Regions from separate parts of the Homo sapiens genome. Here region 2 is linked to region 1. Evidence: read pairs that join two places in POLR2A ChIA-PET (ENCODE). Cell type or tissue: MCF 10A. All regions are shown on one strand.

Evidence for each region. Peaks named below come from ENCODE experiments on the same cell type or tissue, not always from the same donor. Only the 100,000 strongest peaks of a DNase experiment are listed, where the experiment ranks them.
Region 2: POLR2A ChIA-PET joins it to region 1 with 5 read pairs; 1 of 35 experiments calls an interaction of 5 or more read pairs at or near these places.

The regions. Positions count from the first base shown.
Region 1 is chr1:203,523,519-203,531,518 of GRCh38, forward strand. The region is part of intron 2 of LOC124904488 (a long non-coding RNA gene); the gene reads left to right. Among named protein-coding and RNA genes, the nearest start is that of OPTC, 33 kb to the left of the region's middle. In MCF 10A, no CTCF peak of the experiment used is centred here; a DNase peak (open chromatin) is centred at 3,213.
Region 2 is chr1:204,297,146-204,305,145 of GRCh38, forward strand. The region is part of intron 1 of PLEKHA6 (pleckstrin homology domain containing A6); the gene reads right to left. Among named protein-coding and RNA genes, the nearest start is that of PLEKHA6, 59 kb to the right of the region's middle. RefSeq lists an enhancer at 6,782-7,402. In MCF 10A, no CTCF peak of the experiment used is centred here; a DNase peak (open chromatin) is centred at 4,256.

The DNA.
Region 1 (8,000 bases):
AGGCCGAAGTAGGCAGATCACGAGGTCAGGAGATCGAGACCATCCTGGCTAACACAGTGAAACCCCGTCTCTACTAAAAATACAAACAAATTAGCCGAATGTGATGGCGGGCGCCTGTAGTCCCAGCTACTCAAGAGGCTGAGGCAGGAGAATCGCTTGAACCTGGGAGGCGGGGGTTGCAGTGAGTTGAGATCACGCCACTGCACTCCAGCCTGGGCAACAGAGACAGACTCCGTCTCAAAAAACAAACAAACAAACAAAAACAACTTCCTGCGCTCTTCTCCCCTAGGCCCAAGCAACCGCCATTCTACCTCCTGCCTCTGTGAATTTGACTACTCTGGGTACCTCATAAATTTGAGGAAGTGGCTCTATCATGATTTAGTTAACTGTTCTCTTAGGATTGATTACACAGATTGTTTCTGATTTTTCCTTATTATCAGTAATGTGGCAACAAATATATTTGTGCAACCAGTTTCTTTGTGTGGTTAGGATTATTCCCTTGGGATTGTCAGAATCAAGAATTACTGAGAAAAAAATAACCTGAACATGTTTAGGTTTTTGATGCATATTATCAGTTAGCTATCCTAAAGGATTTTAGTGGTTTATGTATTGCACCTGAAGCATTATATTAGCAATGTATAAACTTGCCTGTTTCTCTGTAAACTTACCACCACTGGCTTGTAAAAAAATGCATTGCTAATTTTTTAGGCAAAAATCGATACATCATTGTTAGACTAAAAATTTGTTGTGGCAACTGGAGTTTAGTGGAAAGAGTGCGGAACTTGGAGTCAGATCTATTTTTGGAAGTTGAGTATAGAGCAAAATGTCCCCGGAACTGAAAGGAGAACAAATAGCCACTCTTTTGAGCAGTTAGGCCCTAAGTGGGCTGGAAGAATGAAAGGAAAGGGAAGGAAAAGAGACTGATCTTTGTATACTGGGCACTGCCTTAGGAGATGGGAAGTTAAAGTCAGTAAGGCAGTCCCTTGATCTGTTCACAACTGAATAGATTGTGAAAAACAAACAAACAAATACGCCATTTTACAGATGAGAAAACTGAGGATGGGAGCTATAAAATAACTTTTGCAAGATCATACAATTCATCAGTAATGATATGAACTGCTAACAGCAATATATAGACTGCTAACCCCTAGCTAGACACTGTGCTAAGTACTTCATAAAGATCATCTCATTTGCTCATTACCTCCCCAAATCCCCATGAAGCTGGTCCTATTTGTTCCCATTGTATAGACTTCCCAGCATCACAGAACCCAAAGCACACTTGGGCAGCCTGCCTCTGCAATTTGATGCCAAGGCCTGTATGCACACCCTATCGTCTCTCACAGCACTGGACACCCCATTGCAGACAACACGGGGGCTCCTAAATGCCTCCCTCTGTTTGCTCCAGGCTGTTTCCTCTTCTGGAGACACCCTTCCCTATCCCCCACCCTTTTTTGGACTTGGCTAACCCATTCATAAGGATCAGCTCAGAATCAGCCCTGCCCCCTGCACCCCTGCCTCACCACATGCATGCCGTAGGTGTCCCTCTTACATGCTTTAGTGGGTAGACCTATTGCAGCACTTGTCCCACTATAGTGTCATTGCGTATGTGCCTGTCTCCCCAGGGAGATGCCTTTCAGATTATAGGCTGTGTTTTTATCCCAGTATTCCTTTACCTTAGCACTCCTGGCACACAATAGGCCTCAACAGGTGTTTGTGAATGAATGCTGTCTGTCATTCAAGCCCAGATTTGACCCATTCCAGAGACCGAGACTGAGGAATTTCCAGCAAAGCCGAATAAGGCAGAGTGGGAGGATGCACCGAAGCTGGAGCCCTGGGATCTTCTCCTGGGGATAACTCTGCAATCTCTTGAGCCAGCCTGAGATTTTCCATTCTCCACACCTTCACCTTGAGACCAATAGGACTTCTCATAAAGAACCTGGGGTGCTCAGGAGGGAGACTCTATGGAGGCACAGAACCTTCAGCCTGGTGGGAGGGCAGTAAATTAAATTTCTCTGCTAACAAGCTCATCCCGGAACAGCCTCCCCTACAGACTGGTCCTCTGGGAATAGAGACCTGGCTGTTTTCTTTTTCTGCTGTCATAGCCAGTTGCTGGCTGAAAGTGCAGGAGGCCCAGGAAGCTGCTGGCACACAAGAGGAAAGAGAATGGGGCTTGGGGATGGGGGTGAGGGGTTCAAATGCTGCCTAGAACCTGCCACTGGCAGGTTCTCCAGGGAGGCTGGGGAAGCCTTCTAGACCACAGACCACCAGGCCCAGGGCGTGAGATTCTAACTTCCCTCAGAAATGGGCCCACACAGGCCAGGTACACTGGCCCACACTTGTAATTCCAGCACTCTGGGAGGCTGAGGTGGGAGGATCACTTGAACCGAGGAGGTGGAGGCTGCAGTGAGCCAAGGTCATATCACTTGTACTCCAGCCTGGGCGACAAAGTGAGACCCTGTCCCTAAAGCAAACAAACAAACCAAAACCTGTCAGTGACTTACTGTTTGATATCCTGGTCATCATTATGGGAAGAAACAGAATTCTTGGTGTTCCTTACTCTAATTTATCTCTGGTTTAACTTTATGTTATGGGGATGTGGGGGCAGTGAGGAAAGCACCAGTGTCTTTTTACGGCCCAGGACATCCTAAGTACCTTACCCCAGTCCTGGCAAGCTTGCAGGACATGCTAAAGATGGGAGCCTTTAGTTGGCATCGCTTACTTGGCCTGGGATGAAGTCTTGACCTCCCATCTGGAGCTAAATGTCCAAGCCAAGGGGCATCTGGGGGTGGGACTGCCCTTTGCCCAGCCACGGCCTTGTGGGCTGATGGCAGACAGTCATGTTCTTATGAGCCACTTCCCCCAATGGCTGACATTTCATCTTTGGAGAGGAAAGCTACCAGAGTCAAAGAGGGAGGCGGGTAAGAGAGGACTAGGCTATACCTTGCACGATTAGTCTTTCATAAGTAGTGTTTAAGGATCAGGATGAAAAATTAAAAAAGCAAAAAACAAAACCAGCAAGCCAATTCCTCTCAAGAAACTTCCCTGAAAGAAAAGGGAGGAAATCAATATTTAATTCAGACTTCATTGATTTGCAGTTTGGGTACCACACTCAGCACTCGATTCTGTCCCGGTTTCCCAGTAAGAGATTATGGAGTCCCTGGCAAAGGATACTAAAGGGCCTGAGGGAAAGGCAGCGCCAGGGAAGAGAAGCCGGGAACTTTGTCTTGAGTCAACTTTCCCCAGCTGCTCCCTGCCCCAGTGTGGGGCACCTCCCCTCCCTGAGGGCTTCGCTGAGCTGGGAGGGATGAACCAGGCCTTCCTTGGCCCACTCCCCTGCCTCTGAGAAGAGCAGCAGCCAAACCCCCCCTCAAAGAGCTGTGTGCACTTGACACAAACGTGCACTCTCTCTCTCTCACACACACACACACACACACACACTCACACACCACTCCTCCACTCACATACCACACCTACAGACACTCACATAAGCTCACACAACACACACACTCTCACACACACTTGCACACCACTCCTACACTCACATACCCACCTAGACACACTCACATAAACTCACACACCAAACTCCCCCCCCACACACTCTCACACACCACTCCTACACTCACATACCACACCTACACACACTCACATAAGCTCACACACCACACACTCACACACTCACACACCACTCCTACACTCACATACCCACCTAGACACACTCACATTAGCTCACACACCACACACACTCACATTAGCTCACACACCACATACACTCACATTAGCTTACACAGCACACACACTCACATAAGCTCACACACCACACACTACATTAGCTCACACACCACACACACTCACATTAGCTCACACACCACACACACTCACATAAGCTCACACACCACACACTACATTAGCTCACACACCACACACTCACATTAGCTTATACAGCACACGCACGGCACACACACTCCCACACACACACCCTCTTACGTACATTCACATACACTCCATACCACATACACTACACACACATACACCACACACACACACACACAAAATGCCCTAACTTTACTTAACTAGCCTAAAAAAAAACCCCTAATTTTTCAAAGATACAAACTGAAGTATCTAGGAATGAAAAATCATACCTGTAACTTACTCTAAAATACTTTGGAAAATAAAAGACCAAAAAAACTTAGCCAGGAAACTTCAAAAGTTCACAGTTCTTTTCTTTTTCATTCCTCAGGCCTTCTAGCTAATCTAAGCTATCTAAAGTCTAGTCTAGGCTGCGCGCAGTGGCCAGACCTGTAACCCCAGCACTTTGGGAGGCCGAGGCGGGCGGATCACTTGAGCCCAGGAACTGGAGACCAGCCTGGATAATGTGGCGAAAGCCCTACAAAAAATACAAAAATTAGCCAGGCATGGTGGTGCATGCCTGTAATCCCAGCTACTTGTGGGGGCTGAGGCAGGAGGATTTCTTGAACCCGGGAGGTCGTGGCTGCCGTGAGCTGAGATCATGCCATGGCACTCCAGCCTGGGTGACAAGGGAGACCCTATTAAAAAAAAAAAAAAAAAAAAGTCTAGCCTAAATCCATGTTGTTGCAAATGAAGCATGTGCCATTCTGTTCCAACACTGGATGGCAGAGAAACTGGCTGCTCACCCCCCCACCCCACCCCCACCCCAATACCCAAACAGATGGGAAGGCAGTGACTAAATGCTGGAAGAAAAATTGAATATCCCCACGAACACATGGCCAAGCTATCAATCAGCCACTCATCAAATTCTGTGGCAGAGCCGCCCTGCTGGTGAGAGGGGCATGTAGGGTGGGACAGTAATGACAGAAATATGGAGAAGTATGATTTGAGCACCTCAGCCTTCTCTGTCAGCATGCAGTCTACGTGGGGAAATAAGCTCAGAGCACCCAGGATCAGAGAGCTCCAAGTCAGCAATAAATGGCCTAGTGGGTCAGACCATGATTTTTTAAAAAATTAATTAAAATAAACAACACACAAAATTCTCTCCTAGCACTTCAGAGCTTATACAATTTCCAATGCTCTTCTCCATCTGTTGCCTTAGTTGGTTCTTGTTGAGAATACTATAAAATGGTTATGGTTGGAATTTTGTGTCTCCATTTTACAGATGAAGACACTGAGGCCCGGGAAGTTGTGTAAATGAGCAGCATAGAGTGGTCAATGGCAGGGCTGGGACCAACACCCATACCACTCCCACATGGCTATTCTTTCTTGCAACTTGAGAGGGCTTCTGGATACGCCACCCCACCGCCACCACCGTGAGCCCAGGGCTCAGAGCTGGGCAAGCTCTAGGCAATCTTCCTGAGCTTTCTTCCTCTCTCAGCCCAGCAGCAGATGCAGCCAATATCCAACTACCCAATCCTTCTCAATATCTATGAACCCTCTCAGTGATCTGCCTCTGATCCCCTCCAGCACACAGAGTTTGTGTAGGTGAATTTGTATGGGAATGTATGCAGTGGAGACAAGAGTCTGGAATCCGAAGGCCTGGGTTTTCAGTCTGTCTCTATGTTCAGTTGGCTGTTCTACCGTGGAACCCCAAGTCCTCTTTTTGGCCCCACTGGTTCCTCTGTTCTTCTCAGGTCTCCTTTCTAGCCTCAGGAATGTGCCGAAACTCAGAGAACTGCTTGTTCTCTGAAAAGCTGCCACCACCCACACATCCCCTGGGGTTCTCCTCTTTCTGTGCAGTAGGATGCTGTCCCCCCAGTTCTCGTTTCCCTGCTGCCCCCATGCAGTAGGATGCTGTCCCCCCCAGTTCCTGTTTCCCTGCTGCCCCCATGCAGTAGGATGCTGTCTGCCCAGTTCCCATTTCCCTGCTGCCCCCATGCAGTAGGATGCTGTACCCATTTCCTGTTTCCTTGCTGCCCCCATGCAGTAGGATGCTGTCCCCCAGTTCATGTTTCCCTGCTGCCCCCATGCAGTAGGATGCTGTGCCCCCAGTTCCTGTTTCCTTGCTGCCCCCATGCAGTAGGATGCTGTGCCCCCAGTTCCTGTTTCCTTGCTGCCCCCATGCAGTAGGATGCTGTGCCCCCAGTTCCTGTTTCCCTGCGCCCCCATGCAGTAGGATGCTGTCCCCATTTCCTGTTTCCTTGCTGCTCCCATGCAGTAGGGTGCTGTCCCCCCAGTTCCTGTTTCCCTGCTGCCCCCACGCAGTAGGATGCTCTTTTACCATTTCCTACTTTCTTACTGCCCCCAAAAACATGTAGATAGGTGGTTCCCCTCATCAGGAGTTCACTGCTCATTACTCAGGGGAATGGATGGGAGATTAAATTATCAAGCAAGGGGAAATGACAAAGGTTCCAAAATTTGTGACATGTACCTAGTCTTGGCCCCTCTTGTGTAAAGTTCTTTTGTTATTTTTATTTATTTTTTAAGAAAAGACAGGGGTCCCCATTTGTTTTCATCATCTGATTTTGTTCACCCAAGTGGGCTCTGTGACTTCCACCATCTTTTGGCCATCCCTGTGTTAGCAAAGGCCGCACTGATTCCTTTCCTCCTGCTCGTCCTGCTTCTCAGCACTTGGGCCTAAAAATGCAGGTAAGGCAGAACAGTTCCTGTCCTTCTAGCTGATATGGGTTCACTAGCTCTCTGTCTCACCCAAAAATGATACTTTCTCAGCATTTCTGCATTAGCTTGTGGCCTTGGCCAGGGCTCCTGACCACTCTAAGCCCAGGATTCCTGATCTGTGAAAAGAGGCCAAAAATACCTCCTTCCCAGTGTTGAGATAATGGACTGAAAGTGCCTTGGACATTGCAAAGGGCAATTCTATCGTGAACTTTTTATTGTACCTAAATAAAAAAGAAATGATCAATGCCTCTCATTAATAGCTATAATTTATTGAGTGCCAACTAGGTGCTGGTTACTATATTTAGTGCTCTACGTACATTATTGCAAATACTCTCAAGAACAGTAAGGAAGGAATGACCCCATTTTATAAATAAGTGATCTAAAGTATTCAACTAAGTGGTAGAGTTGAAATTTGACCCTAGGTGTGTCTGCTTGCAGTTTGTATTTTTCCCTACCCCAATCTGTGTTTTAAACAAACCCTATACCACACACAGGCTTCCGTTGCTATATTTATCACATTATATTTGTGATATCACATTGTGTGTGATACATCATTGTATCATGTACACATGTACACCTTGTATTATTACACGTGTGTGATACACATGTGTATCACTTTGTAATTTGCTTGTTTATAGGTTTCTCATCTAGGAGACCATGCCCTGGTGGTGGCCCAAGACTATACATCTTGGTCATTTTTGTAGCATCGGCTCCTCTATGGCTGTCACATAATAGGCATTCAGTAGGTGTTAGTGACTGATTTTATAAGTATAGCTATTCATCCAATCTGATTTCCTCCTCACCCTCTTCAGAAGCCCAGTTTAGAGGTGAGGAGTGGGGGGCTGAGAAATAGAGCATGCAAGCCCTTTGCCATTCTCCACCTAGGGGGCTCTAAATCCAGAAGCTGTCCCCAGAAATCTGCCTCCTCCCAAAGTTCTAAGAGCTCATACATATTCATAATAGGCAAATACACTGAGAAGATATATTTATTTTGTTTACTAAACTGGCATCTCTGCAAATTTATAGCAGAAAATGACTAAGTCTGTTTCCTTGTGTGCTTTCATAGCCTGAAAGTTGAATTGATGTTGCCTCCAAGACTGGCAGAGTGAGGAGGCAAGAAAATCTGGGCCACCACCCGCCCAGAGCTAGCCCAGGGAGACAGGGACACATGACTGTTCACAGGCAGCCCTGCCAGGGAAGATGATGCCCACTGCGGTTTGGGAGGCTCAACAGATAACACTCCTCTATTCTCTACCCAAGGGGGGAGAAGAAACAAAAGGAGAGTTAGACCAAAGAATTACAAAGACGGAGATAGAAAAATTAAAAACCCCAAACTATTGTACTTATTTATTTTTATTGTTTTTTGTTTGTTTGTTTTTGTTTTGTTTTGTTTTGAGACAGAGTCTCGCTCT
Region 2 (8,000 bases), 770 kb after region 1:
TAACTAACATATCCTTCTTCCTAGAAAGAAAAATCTCCTGGCTCTAACATTTGTCTTTGATGTGACATTTAACTCCTAAACACTACCTTCTGGTAGGAAAATACATGGATACATGGAGTGTCTAAATGTAAATTTCTCTTGTTGGAAAGTCTCAAGACAAAGACTAATCCTCGTCCCCCTTTAAGTTTTCTCTTTCCAACAAGAAATTCTACTGGGTGTAAGGCACTGGGCCTTAGCACATGGCTACAAAGGACAAGGTCGCTGTCCTGGGGGAGTTGATATCAGGCAGTCTTTTCTCCTGTTCACCTGGGGTAGAACTGTTTGGTTCCCCAGTTGGTCAGAGAGAAAAGGAAGGATGGCTGGGAAGTCACAATGCCTGGATTAGAATCCTGACTCTACTCCATACTAGCAATGGGACTTTGGACAAGTTATTCAATCTCTCTATGCCTCAGTTTCCTCATCGGCAACAGGGGGGGTGGGTAACAGTTTCTACTTCATAGGATTTATTGTGAGGATTAAGTGACTTAATTCACATAAAATGCCTAAAACGATGCCTGTTACACGTTCGTGGTTATCATTGTCTCAACCCCCCAGCTTGTGGAACCACCAGAAACATCGGAACTGAAATTCAGTCCCCTCTACATTGCTAACTATGAGCTGTTTCTTATCAGAGATCCAAAAGGATTTAGGGTTCTTTGCAGGTTTTGGTTGCCCAACCTCCACAAGGTCCATCAATGTGAGTGATAGAGGGAAGACGGCATCTTGATCTAGGACCCCTTTGCTGTCCTCCCCCTACTCCTCATATCTCTCCCCATTGACTTGCCTGAACCTCCACACCTTTCTCATGGTTCACAATTGGCTCTGGTCCCATGGAGCCAGTAGTTGGAAAAGAAGAATCTAGAGGAGTGCTCTTGGGCATTTCCACAAGTAGTCAGACATGTGTCTCTTCTCCTCAGGGGTTCACTTCGATGAAGAGCAGCAGCCAGTCAAAAATGCTTCCAAATCCCATAGAGCCTGGCCCAAGCCCTTGTCTTCTCATGCAAAAATAGTTTCATATTCACTAATTCAATCCTAACCTAAGCAAGATGGTGGGCCTGAGTCTTCCTTGTGAGCCCCAGATGGAATGAGGGACAATGGATGGATTCAGTTACATCATGAAAGACTGAATTTAGAAACAATGAGCTTTCCAACAGTGAGACTTTTCAATGTTGACTCCCTAGTGTCAAATGGAACAATCAAACCATTTATGAAAGACTTTACTAAAAGGGTAGAGTGGTACCTGAGGAGGGGTCGGGGACTGAATGGCCTTCAAGGTCCAGGTTCCGGGTCTTTTCTGCACATGGAGAATGGCAATGACACACAGCCATGCCCCAGGTTCCATCAGTCAGACTACCCTGCTCCTTGCTAGGCCTTGCCCGTCCTCATGCCAGGCAGGAGAAGAGCCAAGCGAGAGGAGTTGGGGTGTGTAAACTCTCTAGGCCAGACTCCCCTAGGCTTGGAGGTCCAAGAAGGGCTAATGTGCAACAGAAAGTACTAACCCATTTCTAGAAACTGGCCCCATCCCTAGATCCATGGTTAAGGAAATAACCATGTGCCTAAACCCTACCCACTCTTGTGGTTACATGGGGTAGCCACCTGATCTCAGCTCAGCCAAAATCCCTCCCCAGGGATGGGAACAGAGATGGAGAGAAAAAAGAGGCCAGCCCTTCTCCAGGCAATTCTATTGGTGATGTGCACAGGAAGGAGCTGCTTTTCCATCTTTTCTTTCCTATAGACTGACCAGGAAGCTGAAAGTCCTCTCTGCAATGAGAGAAGTGAATGAGCCAGCACACAGAGAGGGGCAAAGACCATATCTGTGGCATTCAGCTTCTTGCTTCTAGTCCATTCTTGTGATCCAGCCATTTCTTTGACCTTGAGTTCTGAGAGACACCCCAGCTCCCTTATAATTAAATCCCCTCTGGGGCTTCAGCTGCTTTGAGTAGTCAGTAACTTGTACCCAGAAGTCACAAATTAATCCCAGAGGAAGGGACAAGATAATTTCCAGAGGACCCAAAGTCTCCATCTAGACTTTGCACACATGGTTGGTATGAGGAAGAAAAGGAAAGCAAACAGGAGGAAGAAGGGAAAGCACTGGGAATTTTGTCTAAAGACAGCAGAAAAGGGTGCTGGGAGGCTGTCACCAGCCTAGACACCAGGCCATCTGAGAGGACAGGAAGAAAGAGGAGGGTCAGAGAAAGCAGGTGAGCTTCCTACTGCCCAGTGCAGAAGAGCCCCTGGGATGTTTAAGAGGGAGCTGGCAACAGAAGTGGGGTGTGTCATATAGGTGAGCTAAGGTCCATAGGGAAGGTGGCAGGGGAGGACTGCTGACCGAAGGACTCAGGGAGCTCTGAGCCGGCAGCCAGCAAGCTGACACAGCTTTGAGACATTTTCCCAGAGGACAGCCATTATTGAGGGGAGAAAACATCTCGCATTCTTTCTCCTGCACTTTCCAAAGCAACGTGGGTCTTCTACTGTCTTAGGGCCTCACAGTTCTCTCAGGCTAAGAGGTTTAACCTGCCCCCTCATGTCTTCTTTAGAAAGGCCTACTTCCCTGGCACCAATTCCATGAGCTAATGTCCCCTTTAAGAATATTTTTTGCCCCATCTGTTCTCTAGTTGGCTGGAGCAGATGTTCTTTGTTCCTGTGGAAACTAACCTACCACCCTTCCTAATGGGTGTCTCCCTAGTGAAGCACAGGCCACTCCCCTGCCAGAGCAGCCGGCCCTTCTACTGCTTGGAGTTCACTGATGGCAGGCTCCTCACCACAGAGGAACACCATGGACACATGTGCCTGAATATTAAGAGTCCAGATCTTGCCTGACCTAGAGATGACCCAGAAATGGCAGCCGCCATCTGACAGTACTTAGAAGATAGAAGAGGGAGGTTATCTATGCCATTGCCCAGACAACAGACCAGGGTCCATCTTTCCAATGATGTGTTAACAGCAGGGTGCATCTTCAGCAGATTGAATTAGTGCTTCCTTTGACTGTTTTTTCATATCACTAATGAAGACCAGAGAGACTCCCTAATTGAATTCTCCCTATTTCAAGCTGCTCATCACTCTCAAGCTTACCCAGGGCTCATGATCCTTGAGGACAATCCTTCTCTCAAGACAGGTCCCCACTCAAGGGAACACTTCTCCAGCCATGCAATGCGTGGGGAAGCAGGAAGCACTGTGCATTTCACTGGCTCTGTATGGGGGTTTCTTCCACTGCAGATAATGCATCTCTCACTAAATCCAACTTGACCCCATTTGTTCTTGGCTCTCATAGCCCCGACAAAGCCAGCTGGATTCTTCTTGTAAGCCACAAAGTTGACTGAAATTTAGCTTCCTCTCTTCTGAGCCATTAGCCTACTGGGATCCCAGAAGTCAATGTATAAATAAGAACAAGCCAATAAATGATCCCTATCAGATGTCCAGAAAGTACCCCCCTAATCAGAGAAGATGTCAAAGTCAGAGCTCCCCGTGCCCACCCTTGAGTTGTCTTCATTCATTCTAAAGAGGTATTACCTTGGAGGAAAAGCCTAGCTCTGCAGGCAGACAGACCTGGATTGGAATGACAGCTCAGCCCACTTATCAGCTGAATGTCAATGGACAAGTTATTGATCCTCTCTAAACCCTAGCTTTCTCATCTGTAAAATGGGAAGACCAATTCCTACCTTACAAGACTATATGAGGCAATACAGAGCCGCAATGCTTTCATAGCATTCCAAAACCTACAAATGTCTGAACTGAAAGTTTTGTCCTAACTGGCAGCAAAACTCAACCTGACTTGAGCATATTTAGCTGCAAACTGCGACCTGAACTGGCAAGAGACTCTTTACAGCCTTTATTTATCCCACTCATGTGACGCTCTCAGTCTGGCTGCAGGATATTAATATGTTTGATTATGGAGCTGCTCCAGATCCTACTGAAGGTTTTATGTAATAAACAATGTGTACCACTTTACCATTCTAAAATCCATAGGCCCCAAAGATTTCAGATAATGAAGTATAGAGCTATACAAGCCACCTCTCTAGCTCCAGAAGACAGGAGTTTCAGCAGAGTCACCAGAGTTATTTAAGCTAAAGATGCTGACAGCGAGTCAAAGCACTTGCCTCATCACCAGTCTGGAGAGTCTCTGGGTTCCTGCAGCCTGGAGCTGGCTCCTGGGAATGCATGTTGGCATGGGACAGGGGAGAGGATTCAAAGAACAGCTCATCAGCCTACAGCAATCTGCTGCATTTCTACGCTGAATAGAGCTGGCGGAGGCAATGTGTTATTTGGTTGGACTTCAGGTATAGACATGCCCACAGAGTCCAAACACGCCACCCAAGTCCCCACCTCATTGGGCTTCCAGCCCTCTCTCCACCCTACCACCACCCCATGGCTTCATCTGTACCACTTACTCCCTAGGGCCATTCCCAGGGGATAAATGACAGAGCTGTGGGGGAAACAGAGAGAAGGGGGGCTTGAGTTTATGAGGAATTGAAGGAAGGAATTCCAATTGTGAGGGGGATGATGATGATGGGACATTAGGGTGAGAAACAAACATATCAACACACAGCCGAACAGGTTTGGCATGTTTCTCCTGATGCTGTTTCATGGCCTCAGGAGGCTTTTAAAATGGGAAACCAGCCCTGGTCAGTAACAGTGAAAAATGTTGGGCAATTCTCAGATCTCTTGGCTCTAGTCGTACATTTTAGGGACTTACTGATGATTATTATGGACTCAACCCACTCTAAGGCACAGTCGTCCAAGTGGACTTCTCAATTCTGACCTTGGACCTGCTATCTTGAGAAGACCTAGTCCATCCTGCCACCTTCAGCCACTTTTCCAACAGGCATACGACTGTTGGGCAGTAGACCTGCAGTTCAGAAAGAGGTTGTGGATGCTTCTTTTCTTGGAGTGATAACATCTACATGAAATTCTTAGAAACGCCCTACTGTGTATCACATGGAGACCTGAGGCATGCAGAATTAAACAAAGAGGATGGTGGCAATCAAATTCAATTCCCTCATGTTACAAATGAAGAATCTGAGGCCCAGAGAGAAGGATTGAGTTTTCCAAGACCATGAAGCAAGTTAGAGACAAAGCTGGCCCTGGAGTCCAGGTATTGCTTTCCATAATCTCACCATGATAAGGAGGGGGACATCTTCAAAAGTCCAGGAATATCCTTGTTGACCTTGCATGTGTCATGTTGCCCAGGCTGGTCTTTGCATTCAGGAAAAGCCATGCTGCATGATTAACGCCTTCTTCCTTCTGGCTTGAACATCTCAGAAGAGATTCTAATCTCTAAGAATTTAGCTGTACTCCCTAATGCTGTGTCCCAAACTTATGCAAAGTTAAGAAAAGATCCTCCTTGGGGAAAGCCTCCTTGGGGAAAGCCACCACTGGAGGGGACCAGAGGTGGGCTAAGAAAACCACTGCCAGCCGGGTACAGTGGCTCACGCCTATAATACCAGCACTTTGGGAGGCCGAGGCGGGCAGATTACCTGAGGTCAGGAATTTGAGACCAGCCTGACCAACATGGAGAAACCCCATCTCTACTAAAAATACAAAATTATCTGAGCGTGGTGGCGCATGCCTGTAATCCCAGCTGCTTGGGAGGCTGAGGCAGGAGAATTGCTTGAACCCAGGAGGTGGAGGTTGTGGTGAGCCGATATCAAGCCATTGCACTCCAGCCTGGGGGACAAGAGCAAAACTCCATCTCAAAGAAAAAGAAAAAGAAAAAGAAAAAGAAAACCACTGCCTGTCACCATCATTCATCTGCCCAACCCTAGGTGGAGCCATCAGATGAAGCACGGAGGGGTCTAACCTGAAGAAGCTCCTCAAGTGGCAGCTATCTTTAATTTACACTTCTTGGATCCTTTTCTTTCTTTCCCCCCTCTGCTAGTTTGAACAGCCCCATGGTATCCATCATCAGTCACAGGTTCAGGCTTTCCTGCATCACCGTTCTTAAGGGCTATGCTGCTGGACTGACCCATCACTATCTAGAAACTGTCTGGAAAAGAAAATCTCACACACCTTGGCCTGGTCTTCCAGATCGGAGCCAATCTTCCCTTTAGTCATTTTCCCTATGCCTCTTTGCCCTGAGAAAGCTCGAGAATCTGCCACCCTCTCACCCTCTCCCCACAGTTGAACAACCTTCCTAATTTAGGAATCTTAACCACTTTCCTAGGCTAGGAGGGCTCTTATTTCAGGACATGAAAATGGGATGAAAAAATCAGAAAGTTTTCTTATATAAAGAAGTCCTGGGTATCTGCTTTTAGGAAAAGTGTCCTAGAATGAACCTCAAAAAAGAGCATCTAGTTCAAGTCCTAGGGTGGTTTCAAACTGAGTTTTTCCTAAAAGCTTTTGCTCATACAAGTCTGCATATATGTGCACACCAACCATGTGTCTCAGATTCTGGCAGCTGGGCACCTGTCTGGGGTTTCCCACATATTTGTTGTAATTCCAGGTCTGAATCCTCAAAAGGTAGAAGACTCAGACACTCTAATACCCCCAGGAGCCTCCAAATTTACAAAAGCTCCAATCTATATTATTTTGGGGTACGGGGGTGGTGGTGAGACAAGAGTCTCACTCTATTGCCCAGGCTGGAGTACAGAGGCGCAATCACGGCTAACTGCAACCTCTGCCTCCTTGGCTCAAGCGATCCTCCTGCCTTAGCCTCCTGAGTAGCTGGGACTGTAGGCGTGTGTCACCATGTCTGGTTAATTTTTGTATTTTTTTGTAGAGACGGGATTTCACCGTGTTGCCCAGGCTTGTCTTGAACTCCTGAGCTCAAGCGATCTGCCCGCCTCAGCCTCCCAAAGTGCCAGGATTACAGGTGTGAGCCACTGTGCCAGGCTTAGCCTATATTCTTGAGAGTTCAAGAAGACCCACCATTTCAAAAATTGATATCAAGATTTTTAAATGTTCTTGACTTCAACCACCCAGTTAACAACATGTTTCTCACACTATTCCCAAAATCCAATCCACAGATCTCCTTGCTCTTTTCCAAAGATAGAAGACGACCTCCCTCATTTCCAAAAGGTGACTGTAGGAATAAGAATGCGCAAGTCCTAATCCCAAAGCCCTGCTATCCCTGCTATTCAGGACAAAGGGGAAGAGGAAGTGAGAGTACATTCCTTCACCGGGGGCCTGACCCTGGAGGTAGAAACCTCTCACAAAGTAAGAATGGAGAAAGACTCAATATGTTTATCAGTTTATCACATTCTAAAGACCCGCAGGGAAAGATGGTAGTGACAAGATCAGAATTCAAGTTTTCAGAAATCTGCCCCAAAAGTGGCCTTATCAGGGACAACCAATATAAGATTGTCAACTTTTAATTTTGCTAAATAAGGATATTTTAAAAGCCTGATTACCATCTACTCTCACCATCAGCTCTGAAAAAGGATAAGCTAGTAAATATTTCAGCACATCTCCTGCCCCTAAAAGATGTCTTCTAATACATTTTGCTTTCTGAAAAAAATTGGTAAATTTTCCCTATTTTTCTTATTTTACCTCAGACTGGTGAAAACTCTGTCACAGACCAAAACTTGGGAATCACTGGGCCAGAAGACAGCTCCATGTCCCTTTTAGCTTGAGCCTAAAAATTAAGAGAAAGATCCTACGCTTTTGGGATTCAGACCTTCTAGAAAACCTGAGTAGGGCAGGTATGGAAGGGAGGGGGAAATTAATACACATACTATTCTTTACTTATATTAAAGGCACTCTGTCAATTACAAGGCACTGAACAAACATTGGTTGTTATTTTATAAAGCAGGTGTCCAGTGAGCATCTACCACCCTACTGAAACCTCTTAAATTTCTGTGAGCCCCTGAATTTTACCATATCCTCGCCTGTTCAAATAATTCAGGGACAATAGAGAAGAAGGCAATCTACTCCAAGTCAAGAATTACCTGAGGAAAAAAAGTATGCCTCTGGTGCGTGGTAGAGAGCATCAAATTGGCAACGTAACAGAGACATAGACCCAGTGA